Regions from separate parts of the Homo sapiens genome. Here region 1 is linked to region 2. Evidence: chromatin loops called from intact Hi-C (ENCODE). Cell type or tissue: PC-9. All regions are shown on one strand.

Region 1 (2,500 bases), 140 kb before region 2:
ACACACACACACACACACACACACACACACACCCTCACCCCAAACAAGGCTTAGCCAGTCATCCGCAGGAGCATGCTTCAATTCTTCATTTGAACATGGATCCACCTCCCTGAGCATGGATCCATGGCTGAACCCTAGAGAGTTAGGTGAAGGTGAGTGAGCAGACAGACCACTCTTGGGGTGTCCACAGTCCTCCAGGAGACGTGACACATGAACCCACGTATACAACGGCCTTCCATAGACAAAGTGGCAAAGCACCGTGGGGTCCCAGAAGAGGAATTAAATTTCTCATCCACTGTTGAGACCAGATCGTGCATACCTCTATGCCTCTCCTACACAGTCCTGCTACTTGGAATGCCAACCACTCAAACAGCAAATATTTATTGAGCTTCTGTTACATACTAGGCACTTGAGAAACCATGACATTTATGGTTCCTGCTTGCACAGAGCCCTGGTATATCAAGGAAACTCCTGTACATCCCTCAAAACCCTACTATAATGTCCTCTCTTCTCTGTGAAGCCTCCTGATGCCTCCAAGCAGCACTGCTTCTTTTCCAGTGCTCTCCTAGCATCCTAGGACTTCATTTGTAGAGGAGGGAGACAGGGAATGACTGGCCACTGAAAACTCACCATGCCCCAGGCTCCGTACTAGGTACATCACAGGCAATATCCTTCCTCAGGCTCTTAGCAACTCTGCAAGGGAGCAAATAGTCCTCCTTTTTGCAGACAGAAAATGGGCTCAGAGAGGCTGTCTCTTGCTCAAGGTCACACCGTCAGCTGGTAAGTCAGAAAGCAGGGACAGGTAACCAAAGCAGTGTCACCCCAAGGTCAGCCACGTTCTGTGCTGTGGATGCCTGAAAGGCCAGGGTGGTGGGTCACACTGGGATTGCCCAGGTCCCAGTGCCAGCAGGGCACACAGCGCGTGCCTGTGGGTAGGAAGAACCCAAGAGATGGTCCTGGAGCCCGGTGGGGGCTGCACTGCCTTCCTTGGGGCCTAGGTGGCGATGTGCACACTCGTCTCCCCAGTCCAGTCCCTGCAGACGTCCACCTTCTGCTCCTGAATTCGATGCCCTGAAAGGCACTTCTCTCCTTCCCCAGCTTCCTCTCCCTGGCAGCCCCGGGGCAAGCTCAGCCTTTGTCCCTGCCAACTGGGGTGCCTCCCTGGCTGAAGCTTGCCACCAGAATGAGGTCTCAGGATGGGCCAACTCTCCTTTCCCAAGATGTTTCAGGGAGCGGACAGCAAGAGGCGTGGGGAGGACTCACTCACGTCCATGGTCAGACCCAGTAAGCGTCTGGTTCAGGCACCCAGGGGGCTGCCATGGACCCATCCTTGCCTGGTCTCCCCACTCCCTTGGTCCCAGTGGCGCCTCCTCAAACCCAAACAAGGCCAAGAGCTGCCACCTACAAAGTTCCAGGGACAGAGACAGAACATGTCGTCCACCTGCACCATCCAGATGGGAGACAGGGACCAAGAGAGGGACAGGAACCAGATCTTGTCCAAAGTGCCCCATGAGTCAGGAGGGAGTGAGGGTAGAGCCCAGATTTCCCGATTTGTGTCCTCAGCAATTTTCAGCACAATTTGAAGCTGTTTCTACAGGGCCCCGGGGGCAACCAGAGAAAAATGCAGTCCAACCAGTTATCTGATGTAGTAATAATAAAAATAACAACAACTCCCATTTCTGTCTAGTTTCCAGCCTTTCACCTGCATTACCTCATTTGTCCTGTCACCTGCAGGGGAGGTACATGCCACTGTCCCTCGTTTTATGGGTTCCCCAGGGAGGAAGGGGCTTACTCAAGTTTCTAGAGTCTTGGGACCAGGTCCCAGCTCCTAGGCTGGAGTCTCACCAAAGGGAGGGCTAGGAGGGGGCAAGGAGAGGCATGATGGGAGGGAAAGAGGCAAGGAAGGCTGTGTTTTGGGTAGGGGGAGCAGTCAAGCTATATAGTGTGAGTGGGGAGTGCCCGAGGGCTCTTCCTCCTCCCAGACCTGCTCTCGCCTACCCTCTCTTCTAAAGCAGCAGCCAGGCCCTCCCCCTGGCCACCTACATCTCCTCCATCCCTTCCTCCCCTCCTGCAGCCCCCAGACAATTATCTGGGCCTCCACTGACCATCAGGCCTGGCTTTCTCTGCCTGATTTAGTCAAGATCCTCCCCTGACCTTGGACTCAATTTCCCTATCTGTTAAATGAGTGAGTTGGGCTTTGGCTTGGGCCTTTTAGCTCTCATGGTCCGACCCCTCTAGGGAAAAGGGTGAGGGCAAGATAAAGGAAATAGGAACAGCTGGGTATTAAGCATCAATGATGTGCTAGGTGCCAAGCCCTGGGTTCCTTGCTGGTAGCACAGAGCAGTCAAGGCAAATGCTCAGGGTCTTCCTGAACCTCAGTTTCCTTATCTGTCTAATGGAGATGATTAATCTACCTCATAAGATTGTAGGGAGAGCCCAGTGTGATCACATATGTAACAAACTTCACATAGCACCCGCCCAGCACCCATCATCATCACCA
Region 2 (2,500 bases):
TCCACAGCCAGGTACAGAGGAAAGAGAGTTGAGAGTTAGGGCTGGGTTTGCACTGCAGCTCGCCGCTCTAGCTGTGGGACTTTAAGCAAGTTGCTTTATCTCCGTAGCCTCAGTTTGTTCATCTGTGAAATGGAGCCAAATGCTAGTTGGATACTGAAACGGGCAAGCAGAAACATTGTGGATGAGGGCCTGTAATGCCTGGGGTTCTCACTCTCTAGAGCCGGTGCCCGGTTCCATTTCCAGCCCTGGCACCCAGCCCTGCCCGGGCGAGACCCTGGGGTCTGGGGGAACAGGGGTGGGGATGGGGCTGGGCCTCGTGTGTACGGAAGGGGACAGCTGCTGTGCCAGATGAAGGCAGGGGCTGGGGGTGGGCACTGGTGCCAACGGAAGAGGTTGCTCAGCTCCTTCCTGGAAGCTGGCCCAGTGACTCACGGCCACGGCAGCCCAGCAGCTCACCCTAAGCCCCTGCGACTGTCATTCAGCCAGTCTCCCCTTGCTGAGTTCTGAGCCTGGGTGGGGGGATGCAGGTGGCTCCCCTGGTCCATCTTACTACTTATTCAATGGCAGAGACACATCTATCAGCCTGGCATGGGGCCAGCAGGCCCCTGAGGCCCGGCCACTCCCCACCCTGCCAGTAGAAGGAGGCCCACCAACTCCGACAGTGGGAAAGGCCATATGGACCCACCGGTTTACTGTACCCATAAGGAGACAGGCTCCAAGTATGGCAGGGACTTGCCCAAGGTCATGGTGGGTCAGAGGCTGCCCCCCCTGCCCAGAGAACCCCTGCCCTTGGGTGCCTCCCTTGACCAGAGCCCAGGGCCCAGCACAGCCAGATGCAGCCTTCTTGGCTGCATGCTGTGGGAGCAGAGACTGAGTTGGGGATGGGCCAGCTCTGTGCCCCCACATCATAGAGCAAACAGGGCCCCCACCCTTCTCCAAGAGGCCAAGCCTCGGTCTGAGCAGGAAAGGATCCAACGTCAGGCTCAATTCCTTGTCCCCCCACCGAGGGACACCTGTGGCCTGAACGTGGACCTGGCCCACAGCCAGTAGCCGGGCTCTTGGCGCCCCCTGCAGGCCAAGAGCAACAGGTGGGACTGGCTCCACAGGCGACCCCTTGGCTGGGCACAGGCAGGAGAGCACCCAGGCAGGGCTGAGAAGCCGGGTGGGCCCCTCCCCTTCCAAATGCAGCCTCTGCTGCTTCTCAGCCCCCTTCCTGCCCTTGTCTTCCCTCCAAGGGGCTCCGAGCTCCTGCCTGGGCCTTGTCAGGACACCACCAGTCTGTGCATCCCCTGGGAACCACCTGGTAGATAGGAAGGAGGGGCGGGGAGGCCCCTGGGAGACCAGGAATGCAGGGGGTGGGGAGGGGAGGTTGGCCTTCTTCGGCCTGAGACCGCCTACTTTGCACTTGCCCCATGCTGTACACTTGCCCCCACAATTACCTGGCACCTAGAATGTGCCCAGCTGACAGCCAGGTGCATCACACAGCAAATCACGGGCATTCCTCTTGGCAGCCCTCTGGGTGAGAACCGTTATCTCCATTTACAGATAAGGAAAGCCAGGCTCAGGCTCCACAGCCACGGGGAAAAGGAAACATCCTGGGGATCAATGCCACAGTGAGGAGGACAGTGGCATCCCTGAGTCAGAGCTCCCTATGGCTGAGAAGGAAACATTACCCATACTTATGCAGACTGTTCTCCAGGCCAGTGCCCACCTAGCCTCCCAGGTGCACCTAAGGCACATTCAATTAACCTCAGAGGCCCACCAACCCCCACTGGGACTGGGGCCCAGGCACCTCCACCTTCAACAAACCCTGCACACGTTTCGATGCACAGCCAGATTCAAGAACCGTCACTTGGTCCAACCCACATACCTGACAAATAAAATTTAGCTGCCGCCTGCAAACCTCCAGGGATGGGGAGACAGCTCCCCAGCTGCACCCTGGCTAGCATCTTTGGGTTGAACAAACCCAGCTCCCAGCAGCTTCTGGCCACAGTGTCAATTCTAGTCTTTGAGCCACACAGAGAATACTGTCTCTGCCCAAGGCTGTGAAGCCAGGCAAATGCCAGGTTCAAGTCCTGCTCAACCTCACTGGCTGTGTAGCCCTGCACATGAGGTAAATTACTTAAAATGTCTGTGCCTCAGTTTCCTCCTCTTTTAAATGGCAGCTGGTTGGCTTTCTGAGAGGATTAAACGCAATAATGTAAAGTACTTAGCCCAGTCCCAAGTTCCATAGAAGTTTGATGGAACTTCCATAAGTTTCTTCTTATCATCAGAAAGAATTCCCATAAGTAGGACTTTCTGTGTGCTTTTCTATTTGGTCACCATTCATTCATTCCCTCATTCAGCAAACAAATGGCGACTTCCTGCCTCATTGCCTCGGGCCAGTGTCAGGCCATCTCTCACACAGATCCCTCTTGCTCCAGGTAGCAGTTCCTCCACTCAGACAGAACCGGTGTTCCCTTCTCTTACTACAGATGAGGAAACTGAGGCCCAAAGAGCA

What was found. A loop is a pair of places that touch in the nucleus more often than their neighbours do. Peaks named below come from ENCODE experiments on the same cell type or tissue, not always from the same donor. Only the 100,000 strongest peaks of a DNase experiment are listed, where the experiment ranks them.
Region 1: it touches region 2 in a loop (9-fold over the local background); 40 of 110 quality-filtered maps call a loop at or near these places.

Annotation. Positions count from the first base shown.
Region 1 is chr1:22,274,528-22,277,027 of GRCh38, reverse strand. No RefSeq gene overlaps it. Among named protein-coding and RNA genes, the nearest start is that of MIR4418, 9.5 kb to the right of the region's middle. In PC-9, a CTCF peak has its summit at 989; DNase peaks (open chromatin) are centred at 1,067 and 1,637; H3K27ac peaks cover 1,940 bases.
Region 2 is chr1:22,130,646-22,133,145 of GRCh38, reverse strand. All of the region lies in intron 1 of WNT4 (Wnt family member 4), which reads left to right. Among named protein-coding and RNA genes, the nearest start is that of WNT4, 11 kb to the left of the region's middle. RefSeq lists enhancers at 296-1,054, 1,055-1,815. In PC-9, a CTCF peak has its summit at 1,080 (motif pointing left); no DNase peak of the experiment used is centred here.